4 separate regions of the Homo sapiens genome follow, and regions 1, 3 and 4 are each linked to region 2. A link is a contact called in ENCODE Hi-C data. All regions are on one chromosome and are shown on one strand. The core of a region is the stretch at or near the end of the contact, and the rest is flanking DNA. Distances in the headings are between cores, read along the strand shown.

The links. Hi-C counts contacts between places; a loop is a spot of excess contacts on that map. Pooled maps may share reads with other maps.
Region 1: a loop to region 2 is called in a pooled map, with 19 times the contacts of the local background. The contact joins the promoter of ZNF367 here to the promoter of SECISBP2 in region 2. A Hi-C loop is called at or near these places in 8 of 37 single-sample maps with no recorded cell type and 10 of 50 pooled maps.
Region 3: a map with no recorded cell type shows a loop between it and region 2 (11-fold over the local background). The contact joins the promoter of PTCH1 here to the promoter of SECISBP2 in region 2. A Hi-C loop is called at or near these places in 2 of 37 single-sample maps with no recorded cell type and 8 of 50 pooled maps.
Region 4: a pooled map shows a loop between it and region 2 (25-fold over the local background). The contact joins the promoter of KIF27 here to the promoter of SECISBP2 in region 2. A Hi-C loop is called at or near these places in 1 of 168 maps with a recorded cell type or tissue (CD8-positive, alpha-beta T cell), 1 of 37 single-sample maps with no recorded cell type and 7 of 50 pooled maps.

Annotation. Positions count from the first base shown.
Region 1 is chr9:96,416,144-96,419,882 of GRCh38, forward strand. It overlaps ZNF367 (zinc finger protein 367), which reads right to left and starts at 2,227. Exons shown (of 5, transcript NM_153695.4): 1 at 1,470-2,227. The coding sequence starts at 1,889. RefSeq lists enhancers at 794-1,033, 2,508-3,041, 3,042-3,575 and silencers at 1,394-1,633, 1,934-2,073, 2,184-2,843, 3,104-3,373.
Region 2 is chr9:89,317,175-89,320,468 of GRCh38, forward strand. It overlaps SECISBP2 (SECIS binding protein 2), which reads left to right and starts at 1,326. Exons shown (of 17, transcript NM_024077.5): 1 at 1,326-1,438; 2 at 2,478-2,623. The coding sequence starts at 1,403. RefSeq lists an enhancer at 976-1,195 and a silencer at 1,366-1,685.
Region 3 is chr9:95,507,576-95,510,883 of GRCh38, forward strand. PTCH1 (patched 1) reads right to left here and starts at 1,691. Exons shown (of 24, transcript NM_000264.5): 1 at 586-1,691. The coding sequence starts at 786. RefSeq lists enhancers at 1-5, 1,591-2,140, 3,094-3,308 and silencers at 627-946, 3,221-3,308.
Region 4 is chr9:83,920,139-83,923,656 of GRCh38, forward strand. It overlaps KIF27 (kinesin family member 27), which reads right to left and starts at 1,294. Exons shown (of 18, transcript NM_017576.4): 1 at 1,233-1,294. LOC105376335 (serine/arginine repetitive matrix protein 1-like) reads left to right here and starts at 763. Exons shown (of 3, transcript XM_011519284.2): 1 at 763-1,123; 2 at 1,216-1,560. The coding sequence starts at 763. RefSeq lists enhancers at 826-1,575, 2,190-2,694 and silencers at 897-1,276, 1,307-1,456.

The sequences.
Region 1 (3,739 bases), core at 977-3,476, 7.1 Mb after region 2:
GTGGCCTGATTTCAGTTCCCTGCAAGCTCCGCCTCCCGCTTCACGCCATTCTCCTACCTCAGCCTCCCGAGTAGCTGGGACTACAGGCGCCCACCACCAAGCCCGGCTAATTTTTTGTATTTTGAGTAAAGACGGGGTTTCACCGTGTTAGCCAGGATGGTCTTGATCTCCTGACCTCGTGATCCGCCCGCCTCTGCCTCGCAAAGTTCTGGGATTACAGGCGTGAGCCACCGCACCCGGCCCAGGTTCTGTTCTTTCAAATGTTTACTGAGGTGCAGTTTCAAGAGCTGAAGTGTATAAAAACCTATAGTTTTATAACCTTATAATTATTTAATAATAATGCCACATAAAATATATCAATTTCCTCAAAACCCAAACAATGTAGTTTCAACATCCTTGTGACTGCATGTAAAATGATCAAACTCGTTTCAACTTATACATTATGTGCTGATACAGATGCAGTTATCCACTATGTGATTTACTTGTTATCTCTTGCAAATTGCTTATCTTATACAGCCACTTAACAAATGGAACCTGGATATTACCCTTCTGTTAGCACCATTCATTCATTACACAAATATTTTTTGAGCACCTTTATTGAGCATTTACAGAATGTAAGGTAGTAAAGTCATATAGTCTTCTAGATAGAAATACTCCTGGCTCACCTGGAGCTTACAGTCTACAGAGTTCAGTATAAGTCAGCAGAAAGTCACCCCAAACACATGCAGGACTAAAAGCCACAAAACCTCGACCTAGTCCCCGCTCTTCCACTACTGAGCTGTGCCATCGTGGGAAGGTCGCCTCACTAATCACTGTAAGCCCCAGCTGCCTGATCTGTAAAATAGGTTTGAACCAGTGGTAACGACCTTCCCAGCTTTAAGCAGTCGGAGACTGCAAGCAATTTTAGCGTCCCATTCCACTATGTGCTCTCAACACCTAGCAAGTAGTATGCTGGATAAATGAAAGGCAGCGAAGGCACAACTTCAGCCGCAGAACAGGCCCAGAAGTCCTTTCTTGCTCTTCGGCTGTCTCTGCAGGGCATCTTTTAACAGGGCGAGGGCGATCTGCAGTAATGGAGCAAACACTGTGCGCTCCCTGCCCTCTCGCAGTCGGTGGAACAACTCAAGGCCCTCATCCCTCTCGTTTCCTCTCGGAACTGAGGACTCGGCAGCCCGCCGGGAGGATGTCAGTGGCCGTTGACCCGGCCTCCCCAGCGACCCCGGGCCGCGCTCCCGCCCACTGCACCTGCCGCAAGGACGGTCTCCCGCGCCGCTCCCGCCTGTCACGTGACAGGCCCCCCCCGACTGGGGCCGGTTTTTGGCGCGCGGCAGTGACGTCAGCATCCTGTCAGCCGCAGCCCCCGCCGTAGCCGGATCGACCTCGCGTTTTCAACTCCGCCCCGCCCGCCGCACCGTTAACGGGCCCCGGCTGCCCCACGTCCCGCCCGCCCGCCCGCCCGCGCCGCTCACCTTGAGGTGGCCGCTGTCTGGGCTGCTCGCTTCCTCCTCGTCCTCACCTCCCGAGGCGGCGGCGGAGGCCGAGGCGGCGGGCGGGGGCGCGCCCCGGCCACGAAGCCCCGAGTGCTCGGCGGCTGCGGCTGCAGGCAGGGCGGCCGAGGCGGCGGCCCCCGCGGCCCCAGGGCTGAGCGTCACGTTGTGTGCGTTCTCGCCCCAGCGCCACGGGTACACCATGAAGTCGCTGAAGCCGGGGCTGGTGGGGATGAGCGGCGGCGGCGGCTCCGGCTCCCCTCCACCGCCGCACGTTGGCTTGATCGGGGTCGTCCTGATGACCGACACCAGCACCCGCTTCGGGGAGTCGTGGCAGAAGATGACGGGCGGCGGCGGCGGCGGCGGGTTCTCCGCCATGGGCGCCTCGAAGCCCCGGATCATCGCCCGGCCCGACCCCCAGCTCCGGCGGCCCCGGGCCGCACTCCTGAGCACCGCTCTGCCCCTCACTCGCTCTGCTCCGAGTCGCAGGCTCAGTCCTGCCGGCTCATGGCAGACTGACGTTTCCCGGAATCCTGCGCAGCAGCCACCTAACTAGTTGAGCAGACGGCACCGGCGGGCAGGGCTGGACCCCAGCCCCAGGTCAAGCGCGCCCTCCGCTCTTTGTACTCCGCAGCGCAGGCTGCAGGGGTGGGAAGCAGCGGGCGGCCCGGCCCTTGCGGTGACAGGAAAGCAGGACGCGCGGCGCTGAGCCCCCAAAAATAACAACCTGCCGCCGCGGTGCCTGCCCCGGCTTTTCCCGCGTTACATTTCGCGCCTGGGCGGAACCAGTCACCGCGAGGCCGCTGCCCGCTGGCCGCACCGGCGAGTGACAGGCGGCGCGAGCCAATGGCCAGGCCTGGCCTTCTTTCCAGCCGGCCGGGGCGGGGCCGGGTCTGCGCGCGGGTCCTTCCCACCTCGCCATTGGCCGCCGCTCTTATATTTTTTTCTGTCTGGAGGGCCAACAGCGTTCGAAACTCCAGTGGAGCGCGCGGCGTCTCCACTCGCCCGGACACACCCGCCTGCCGCCCCGCCCCGCCGTCCCTCCGCGTGGTTAGTCCGGGCCAGGGAGACAAGGGCGGCGGGGAGGGCGGCAAGAGGGCGGCTGATTGGACAGCGGCGGGGCGGGGTCGGGGGGGGTGGTGATCGTTGGGCGGTGGAGGCGCGCGCCCCGCTCGGCCCCGCCCGCCGTTGGTTGTTGGGCCGCGGTTCCCGCGCGCAGGGAGTTTAAAGGGCTGGGGCCCCGCCGCCCGCCCCGCCCTCGGTCCCACCACCCGCCCGGCGGCTGGAGTCTCTGCTGCCCGAGGTCCTGATGGGCACCCGGCGTGCCTGGTTTCTTAATCGAGTTCCGTCTGCTCAGCTGTTGCACGCTCTGTGAACCAGCCCTGTCAGCACCGCCCTGACTCCTCCGGGCCGATTGTGGGCCTCCGGTTCCCCATCTGTGGAAAGGGGAGAGTCCAGGAAGTGGCCTCCGAAGTCCCTGCGGGCCGCTCGCGGCGCGGAGGCCACAAGAGCCGGGCGAGAGTAGACACTCTCACCCTGGACTGATGCCCCGAAGTTGCCTCGGGGATCTCCCCACCCCGGCGACCCCGCTCTACCGAGCGGCTGCTCCGGGAGTCGGGGCAGCGCCCTACTTTGCTCGGCCCCCACCTGCCCCGGCCGCGTCCTAGTACTCGCGCCGGGACGCGCGGAGCCCCAACGTCCTCTGCCCGCCCCGCCCCAGCCCCGCCTGGCTGGCGCCGACCGCGGCCCGGGTGGGGCTCGCAGGCTGCAGAGGAAGGACCGGGCGGAGGGGTTGCCCGGCTTCCTACCCGCTAGATGTGGCCTGGGGAGCTGCGTTTTGTTCTTGGGAATACAGATTCCCAGGCACCGCCTGATTCGCGGTAGGGGCTCAATAAATATTTGCTGAATGGATGAATGAATATCCATTGGTTAAGGGTTAGGATTGGTAATTAAGTTAGAACACGACTGTATAATAACAGATAACTAAGCTGAATAGCTTTTCTCTCTGTGAAAGACACACAAATGCACAGCTATGACTAAATTAAGCCACAATTGTTTAAAAACAAATAAAGGAAACTGTACTGATATGAACAATTTCAAAAATGTATTTTTATTTTAAAAGGCAAAACAAGCAATAGTGTGATTTTATGTAAAATTGTTAAAGTGGGGAAAATACGTTTTTACTTTTAGACGTACATAAAATATCTGGCAAGATGCAAAAGAAACATGGATCATGGAGGGAAATTGTGTGG
Region 2 (3,294 bases), core at 76-2,575:
GCTATGCTATAGAAACATCTTAAATGAGCAGCCAGCATACATCAGGTCCATTGGTTAAGAAAGGGTGTCTTTACACATGAGGGCAATAAATTTTGAAGGTTGTGATTAGCAGCATCCTAAAATCTACTGCCACTACCATAGGTTGTGTCCAGGGTAACCAACAGAAACATGACAAAATCAAGTAAACTTCATTACACTTCCGGGTAGACCCAATAGTGCTGAAAGGAAGGCGACAGCTACCCCTAAACTTCCAGCATAAATTCCTGCCAGACCAGACCCTAAGGATCACTTCTGCTAGAGGCTGTGTAGTGAACTGAGACCCACCAGGACAGAAATCTGAAAAAACTGGAGCTGCACCTGCCTTACTTGCTTGAAATACTTCGTATTCAATGGTAGAGTTAACGTCTGTGCAAGGGACAGAGGAAACCTACAATTTGCCTCAACCTAATCCCCATTCCTCAAATAGCCTGTTTTGCTGACATTTTCTGTTCCTTAAATCCACTTGCACTTTCCTCCAAGCCTTTGAGTGAGAGGAAAGTTCCTCCTCCATCTATTGAAATCCACTCTGCATTCTTCCCTGTACTTTTGGTCAACCTCCTATCCCTGCCGCACTTTATACATTTCTCTCAATATTTAACGAATTTGCTCTGTGTAGAACTTTTTTTTTCTCGTGAAAATTATACTATTCCATCTCTTGACCATATCTTAGCACTTTTTTTAATTTTTGAAAGAAACCGAGCGATTTTTAAATTATTTTCTGTGGCTACTTCCAAACTTAAGGTTTCTGGAAATTTAGGATACCATCAAGAGTCTTGTAGGCTTTCCAGGTTTGTAGGACCTACAGGGTATGCAATTCCTGTAAGTCACCAATCTTGGGGAAATTTTAGGGAAATGCAGTGGCGGGGGTGAGAGTAATCTCGGCCTCCTCAGTTTCCTTATTAGTAAATCTTTCTCTTCAGGTGACTGCTCAAAGGTCACCTCAGCGAGAGGCCTTTCCAGACTACCCCATCCCGTCCTAACGCTAGACTCGTGAGGCCCAGGGGAGAAAAGTAAATCACGGCCTAACTCTTGTTTATAGTCGCTACTGCCTTGGTGGAGACTATCTCCGATATCCCAGCACTAAAAGGCAGATCCAAGACTCCCGCAAGCTACGGTGGGTCCCCAGCCCAGAGGACTCCTGGGGGTCCCCATTTTCCGCAAGCGCCCCACTGCCTCCACGTGCTGCCCGCGCAGGTCCAGTGCCGCCGCCGCGTACTTCCGGCCGGAAGAAAGGGCGGGCTCTGTCGCTTTGCTGTGACGCACTTCCTGGCGTCGCCTGCGGGGGCGGAAACGCTTTGTCTGTCCGGCAAGCCGACGGCCCGCTGCTGGCCTCCGTGACGCGGCCTCCTCCGCGCCTCGCGGCATGGCGTCGGAGGGGCCGCGGGAGCCCGAAAGCGAGGTAAGGGCCGACGGGGGCTCTCTCGGCAGCCTCAGTCCGTCCGCCTGCCTCGCACTGGGGGCTCGGCCGGGCGGTGACGGGGCTGGTCCAGCGGGCGTGGGTCGGATGCTGGTGACGGCACGGGAGCGCCCTACCGGGTGGCCGCGATCTTCGCGCCCCGCCTCGGGTCCGCCTTGGGGTGGCGGTCAGCGGCTACAGACCCCGCCCACAGTTAGCGCCGCGTCTGTGGTGCGATGTCACCCAGCGCAGTGACTGCGGCCCAGCCCGGCGCTCCCCGCAGTCGGGGCGGGGGGACTCTGGCGAGCTTCCCGCGCTCTTGGGAACGGATAGATTGTTTTAAAGGATCCTGCGTTTTTCTGAACGTCATTCTCCGCTCTACGTACTCAGCATTACCACTAGATGGAGCCCTGGCGATCGCTTGCATCATTTTTAGACCCATAAAATTCTCGGTGAAAGTAAATCTCTTACTACGTCACTAAAAACTAAAGAAAGAAATCTTAGTGAATTGAAATTTCAAAGGCTCGTGGTGATAATATTTTCTAGCAAAGCAAGGTTTGGTATTTCAATAAAGCAAGACTTAGTGGTTCATGAGTAAAATGCATATGCTTTTGTGCAACTTTTTCAAGAAAATGTAATGGAAATAAACGTCTGCAGTGTGTTTTGGGTGCTGTAGTTAAACAGTCCACGTGTATTTGACTGCAGTAGTTGTACTGTGTGCAGTTCTATTATTTCTAAGTGAATCTGTGGTAAAAACACCCTTATTCCAAGATCTAAACTATATAATCTGTGTTGTTTTATTTCCACTTGAATTCGTTGTCATTTTTCACTTTTAATGTTTGAACTACTGCCTTTTCTACAAAAAAAAAAGCATTGGGGAGAAATCGTTAGCAAGCAGGTTCTTGTCTTTACGAGGCAGAAGTTTTTAAACAACATCGGGAACATTTCTGGGGCTATTAGGAACACCTCTTGGGTCTTTTTGTTTGTTTATATTTGCTTGATCTCTGAATGTTTGTGGCCAAAACCTCATATTTTTCCTCAGGGCATCAAGTTATCAGCAGATGTCAAACCATTTGTCCCCAGATTTGCCGGGCTCAATGTGGCATGGTTAGAGTCCTCAGAAGCATGTGTCTTCCCCAGCTCTGCAGCCACATACTATCCGTTTGTTCAGGAACCACCAGTGACAGAGTATGTATCTTTCTAAAAGTCTTACCTAGGGGCTTACATTTTGGATTTAATGGTGATTAGACTTTCAAATACTCAGCAGTTACTGCACTAAAGTTCTGCAGATGATGAGAGAATGCTCTTCAACCAAGAAGAGTCTGAGCCAGTAGCACAACTTAACTGTATCCTGTGCCAAAAACAGAAGCTTTAACTCCCCTTTTTTTTCTTCATACTCATTGTTATTTTCGGCAAAGAAATAGTAGAGACTGCATTGCATTTGTTAATAAGAAATGCAGTTTCAGGCCAGGCGCTGTGGCTCACGCCTGTAATCCCAGCACTTTGGGAGGCCGAGGTGGGTGGATCACCTGAGGTCAGGAGTTCAAGACCAGTGTGACCAACATGGTGAAACTCCGTCTCCACAAAAATACAAAAATTAATCAGGTATGGTGGCGGACACCTGTAATCCCAGGTATTCGGGAGACTGGGGCAGCAGAATCCTTTGAACCTGGGAGGCAGAGGTTGCAGTGGGCCAAGATAGCACCACTACACTCAAGCCTGGCTGACAGAGTGAGACTCTGTCTCAAAAAAAAAAAAAAAAAAAAAAAAATCCCGTTTCAAGGTTCATTTGTTCATATGGTTTAAAAATATATCATATATCTAATGGGAGATGAAATGTGGAGGGAAGGGCAAAGAAA
Region 3 (3,308 bases), core at 441-2,940, 6.2 Mb after region 2:
TATCTTTTTCCGAGAATAATTTTTTAAGGGAGCAGAGATTTCATGCTCAACAAAACCAAAACTGGCTGCCAAAAAAGGAAACCACCTTTATTTCGGCTCCCTCCCCCCTTCCTCTCTCCGCCTCTCTCCACTCCGCCTCCCCCTCCAAGATGTTAAGAAATGTGGCAGCCGTACAGGAGTTTAGGCTGCAAATAGGGGCAGGGGCGCAGGAGGAAGAAGTTCAGGGCAGGGGGCACGGGGCAGGACAGTGCCGCGGCCGCCCTTGAGGTGGTCCGCCGTGGACGGCTTTCCAGTGCTCCGGAAAAGGCACACCAGGGAGGGCGTGTGTATACACACACACACACGCACACACACACACCTCCACCCCCTGCGGACCTCAGACAGCCCTTTCCTCCCAGGACCAGAGGGAGGGTTTGAATTTTTCAATCCCCATTTGTCTGCTGCTTTTCCTGGAGAGGTGTGAGTGAGTGTGTGTGTGTGTGTGAGAGAGAGAGGAAGAGAGTGTGTGTGTTTGTGTGTGGCGGGGGCGATCCCAAAGAGTTAGAGGAGGGAAGAGAAAGTGGGAGGAGAGAGTCTGAAATGCACCTTGGAAATCTGCTCCAGAGCGAAGGCGGCGTCGCAGTAGCTGGGCCGGTGCAGATAGTCCCGGTCCGGCGCGGCAGCACGGCGCAGCCCCCCCGTCCGTCTGCGCCTCCCGCCTCCAGCCGGCCGTCCCGGGGCACCGATACAGCCGCTGCCGCCGCCGCCGCGGTCCTGGGGCTCGGCGGCGTTACCAGCCGAGGCCATGTTGCCGCCGCCGCCGCCGCCGCCGCGGGGACGGAGGCTTCCCGGGCGGCCCGGCGCGCTGCTGCCGCTGCTGCGGGCTCCTGGCGCGCCTGGGCGCTCGGCTTGCGAGGACGCTGCTGGCCGCAGGCTGCTCGGGCTCGGGCTCCGGTTGACAGACCAGCCGCTGCTGCTGCTCACACGGCGGGCGCTGCTGCCGCTGCGGCCGCGGCCGCTGCCGGGGAGTCAGACCCTGCGCCTTCCATTGCCACATTGCGCGGGGGTCCCGAGGTCTCTGCGGCCGCCGCTGCCCACATCCAGTTCGCGGAAGAGCGAGAGCCGGCGCGCCGAGCGAGCCTGTCCTTCGGGCGCTTCCGCGGCACTCCTTGCGGTCCCCAACTCCCCCTACCCGCCCCCCGCCCCGCGCCGCGACCCCTTCACTGCAGAAAGAGCCAGCGAATCCCCGCTGCTCCCGCCGGCCGCGCTGGCTCTCTCGGCGCCTCCCGGGTCGCCCGAGCGGCCGCGGAGGGCAAGCGCAGAGCCGCCGCCGCCGCGGGGTCCGAGGGTGCCCGGCGGGTCTCAGCGCTGCCGGGCCCGGGCAGCCGCAGCTGCCGCTGCTCCCGCGGTGGCTGCTGCTGGCGGTGGCGGCTCCAGGAGCTGCTGCTCGGGCTGCTCGGGCTCTGGCTGCTGGGTTCGCGGTGGCTGCTCGGTCCCGGACTCTGCTTTCTTGTGCTCCTCGGCAACCCGCTGGACCATTCTGTCCCCGTGCAGCGCGCCTCTCTCGCTCCCGGGACCTGGGGACTCCGCTCTGTGTGTGTGCAGCGGGCAGCGGCCGCAGCAGCTCCTTGATTCAATAGATGAGATGGAAGAAGAAAAAAAAGAACTCTCTCCATTTGGAGAAAGAAGAGGAGGAGGGGAGGGGAGGGGGTGGAGGGGGAGAGAGCGAGCGAAAGAGAAAAAGGCTGGAGCTCCCGCCCCCGGGGCTGTCAGATGGCTTGGGTTTCTGCGACGCGATTGGCTCGCGGAGGGCAGAAATTACTCAGCAAACATGACTATTATTAGCTGCTTAGCAACAGCTCACCAAAGTAGAGAGACCACCCAGGTAGGCAACCCAGTGTGTGCATCCTCGGCTTCGGGGCAGCCTCTGAGAGCGCCAACCTTCTCGCATGCAATACTTCCATTAAGGAATGCTCCCCCTCCTTTCTCTCTTATTCCTTTTCTTTTCAACAGTGTCTTCTTTTTGTGGGATGCCTTTGCGCGCACACACGCGCGCGCACGCACACACACGAACATTTGCCTCGCGGTAGACACGGGGGGAAATGTAATATTTTTTTAAGCGCTTAAACAATTTCTGAAATTCCTCAAAGAAAAGCCTTTCAGAGGCACCTTGGCCTCAAGCTGCAGCAAATACTGGGAGGTCCGGCTCGCATTCCCAGGCCTGCACCAATAATGACAGCGTGCTGGATAGTGCGCCAGTGTGTGCCAGATTTTTTTTTCCTCTTCTCTTTTCTTTTATAACTAAAGGGAAGACTTAGGCTCTTGCAGGGAACAACGCCTCGCATTAAGATAAACAGAATGGAAAGTTAAAGAGGAAAGCAAGGACGTTGGGAAAAGCCATCTTTCTTAAAATCCGTCTGCCCCCCAGCCGCTTTCTCCCCCCAACTTAAAAAAAAAAAAAACACAGTCTTGGTTTGAAGGAGTCAGTGTTCTATAAACGTGGAATCCAGACACCGAAGCAGTCTTGTAGAGGCAGAGGCGTTTTTATTTGAATCTCGAATGTGACATAAGTAAAAGAGAAACAACAGAATCTTTTTTTACAACTTAGAGAAACGGAATTGTTTCCTTGAGAGAGTAAAGTTTTCCTGATTATTTTGGGTTCATTTGTACACCCCTTTTTATTAACCAGATGTTTATATAGTCAGTATTTTTTTTTACAAAACTCGGTATGCATGTTATATTTAATAATAGTATGACGTAGGAGATTATAAATGCCCCGATGCTGGATTCATTGAAAACAAACTGTGCGCGGATCGCGAGGATTCGTCCCGACACCGCGTCCAGTGTCACCAAGGCATCCCGGGGATTCGCTTCCCGCGGAGGGGGAAAACACGCGACCCTTTGAGGTGGATTCTGGAGCCAGACACGTCTACACAACTAGGCTTTTTATTTAAAAAAATTTTTGTTTTCGGAAAGTGGAATGTGTTTTTCTTACGTTTCCAAGTTATTACGTTCCTCCCTGCGGTAGGAACCCGACCCGCAAACCCTTGATTTGCTTCACTTTATTTTTTTTTTTAAACGGGGTTGAACTGCAGAGGGACTGGCAGTAGCGAGAAGTCTAGTGAAGTCGTGAAATGGGGCGGTGTGGCTTTAAGATGCGCACGGTGTATGTTCATTGAAAAAAAAAGAAGAAAGAAAGGAAAGGAAAGAAAGAAACCCAGATGGAGGGAAAGGGGGAGGAGCAGGGAGAAGGCGGAGCTCCGGTGGCCACGTGACCCCGCGCCAGGAGGCCCGGTGCGCGCGCGCGCCCGGCTCCCGGACTCCCCGCG
Region 4 (3,518 bases), core at 44-2,543, 5.4 Mb before region 2:
GAGGATCGCTTGAGCCCGGGAGGTTGAGGCTGCAGTGTGCCACTGCACTCCAGCCTGAGTAACAGAGCGAGACCCTGTCTCAAAACAAAACAAACAAACAATAGTAATGGTCCACAAACATAGGGCTTGTAAAACATCAATATACAAGAAATAAAGTTTTTACACAATCCATAGCACTTATACTTCAGATTCTGATCAATTATAGTCATCAGAAACATACGTATTATGTTGCCAATAAATGATTTAAAAAAAAGCAAAATCTGATTGGTCGTATTTAAGTATACTCAACGGGTTTTTGAAATCTGAGCAAAGGCAAGAGAAATATTGAATCCCTCATGTCATGTCACTGGTCAGGAATGAGTGTCTCCAAAAACCGTTGCCATCCCGTACCCTTGATTTCCCAGAAAGCAGTGGTTGTCTTAAATGTGTGGTTTGTTAATTATTTTCATAAAAAACTTGCCAGTAGATGGACAGTAAATCGCATACGGAGCTCAGAAAAGGCCCCAAATGCGTAAAGACGACAAAAGAGTAAAGAAGGGCAAACAACAAGGATTTTCAACACTGGAGACTTAAAAGGTGTTACTTAAAAGGTGTTTCAAAGAAAGAATCTGGGCGCTTTGCTCTTTATAGTCACCTGCCTCCGAGGGAGGGAGCTCTCGGGCTTGAATGTGCCCAAGGTTCAACCTCTACGGTAGGAAATGCGCCCAAGTTTCAACCTCTACGGTGGGAAATGCGCCCAAGTTTCAACCTCTACGGTGGGAAATGCGCCCAAGTTTCAACCTCTACGGTGGGAAAAAGACGCCTGCGATAAAACAAAGCGCTCGGTGGTGGTGGCCCTCGCGTCGCACCTCACGCCGTGCAGCGACACGAGACGAACACAGGGTGCGCTCTGAAAGGCCGGGTCCCGCGTTCCGGTCGATCGGTGTTCCCCGGGACCCGCTCCTCAGGGCTGACCCAACTTCCTCCGGAAGGGGCGCTCTGCCTCTAGTCGCTCGCCGGCTCCCAGCCCCGACCCCAGACCCCTCGGACGCCCCCATAGGCCTAGCTGGCGCCCCAACCGCCCACCCTCCGCTACCCACCCGCGGCGGCCCCGACCCCAAGCCGGAGCCTACTAGTCCCAACGGCCGGCTGGGGGCGCGGGAGCGGCGGGCGCGGCGGGCTGGAGGGCGGGCACCGCGAAGGGAGGGCGCCCCACTTCCCCGCACCGCCCGCCAGGCCCGCCGAGCACTGACCGGCTCGGGACAGCCCAGGCCCCTGTCGGCGAGCGCTGGACTCCTCAGCTTCGCTCTGCCACACCGCGCAGCCGCCGTCCGCGTCTTTTGTTGTCGCGAGTTCTCCTGGCAACCGGCGAAGCCCGCCTCCCGCCGCGTCCTCTCCTGGATGCCGCGTCCTGGCCCCGCCCCCATCCTGGCCACGCCTCCAAGCCCGCCGCGCAGGAGTCCTGCGTCCCCAGGAAGTCCGCAAAGGGCCGGCCCCTGGGCTTGCCTGCAAATCCGAGTTGTGTCCCACCAACGCGCTGGGACCGGTCTGTGAGGCCTGAGCGCAAGCATCTTTCTACGGGTTCGTGAAATGAGTGAGAACGATTCCACACCGTGTTTCAATATCTTAGCTACCAATTCAGTTTATTTTTATTTTTATTGAGTAAAACTTGCCTAACATAAACCATCTTAAAACTCACAATTCAGTGGCGTTTAATGCATTCACAGTGTTGTGCAACCATCACCTCTGTATATAGTTCAGAAACATTTTCATAACCCCAAAAGAAAATCCCCAAACCAGTTAGCAGTCATTCCTTCTGGTTCCCCTCTCCCCACAACCCCAGCCAGCCACTAATCTACTTTCTGACTCTGTGATAGCTTTACCTATTCTGGGCATTTCTTTATTGATGGAATCATTCAGTATATGACCTTTTGTGTCTAGCTTCTTTTGCTTAATGTTTTCAAGATGCAGTCATGTTGTAACATCTATCAGGACTTCTTTTCTTTTTTTTCTTTTCTTTTTTTTGAGACCGAGTCGCGCTCTGTCGCCCAAGCTGGAGTGCAGTGGCGTGATCTCGGCTCTCTGCAACCTCCACCTCCCGGGTTCAAGCGATTCTCCTGCCTTAGCCTCCCGAGTAGCTGGGATTACAGGCGCGTGCCACCACGCCCGGCTAATTTTTTGTATTTTTAGTAGAGACGGGGTTTGTTTCACTGTGTTAGCCAGGATGGTCTTGATCTCCTGACCTCGTGATCTGCCCGCCTCGGCCTTCCAAAGTGCTGGGATTACAGGCGTGAGCCACCACGCCCGGCCCTTTAGATGGAGTTTCGCTCTTATTGCCCAGGCTGGAATGCAATGGCGCCATCTAGGCTCAACGCAACCTCCACCTCATGGGTTCAAGCGATTCTCCTGCCTCAGCCTCCGGAGTAGCTGGGATTACAGGCATGAGCCACCCTGCCCGGCCCTATCAGGACTTTTTAGGGCTGAAAAAATTCCATTGTATGGATATAGACATACCACATTTTGTTTATCCATTCTTCAGCTGGTGGTGGACATTTGGGCTGTTTCCATGCTGCTATGGACATTCACATACAATATTTGGATGTCTGTTTTCAGTTCCTTTTTTTTTTTTGAGATGGAGTCTCGCTCTGTTGCCCAGGCTGGAGTGCAGTGGCGCTATCTCAACTCACTGCAAGCTCCGCCTCATGGGTTCAAGCAATTCTCCTGCCTCAGCCTCTGGAGTAGCTGGGATTACAGGCATGTGCCACCACCACGCCTGGCTAAGTTTTCTGTATTTTTAGTAGAGACGGGGTTTCACCATGTTGGTCAGGCTGGGCTCGAACTCCCGACCTCAGGTGATCCGCCCACCTTGGCCTCCCAAAGTGCTGGGATTATAGGCGTGAGCCACCGCGCCGAGCCTGTTTTCAGGTCTTTTAGGTATGGACGTAAGAGTGGAATTGCTGGGTCGTATGGTAATATTTAACTTTACCAATTTAGTTTTAAATGCTTTAATGCCTCCTGTTTTTAGTAGCACAATCTAAGCATCTTCAAAAACCCTTCCTTCTCTCATGAAATATAGGAATGAAGGTGGGGGAAAAAAGCTGACTATTTTATTTATAGTTTTTATTTTTTTTTCTTTTAACTGAATTATTTAAAATTTTAAAAATTCAGTCTGGGCACAGTGGCTCACACCTGTAATCTCAGCACTTTGGGAGGCTGAACTGGGAGGGTCACTTGAGCCCAGGAGTTTGAGACCAGCCTGGGCAACATAATGAGACCCCCCATCCCTACAAAAAATCAAAACTTAGCCAGGTGTGGCTGAGTATGCCTGCAGTTCCAGTTACTCTGGAGGTGGAGGTGAGAGAATGGTTTGAGCCTGGGAGGTCAAGGCTGCAGTGAGCTGTTGTTGCACCATGGCATTGCAGCCTGGGTGACAGAATGAGACTCTACCTCAAAAAAATAATAAATAATACATAATTTTTAAAATTCTAAGATTTCATTTATACACATACCTGTGTATTGAGTCATGATGTCAAGGGAAT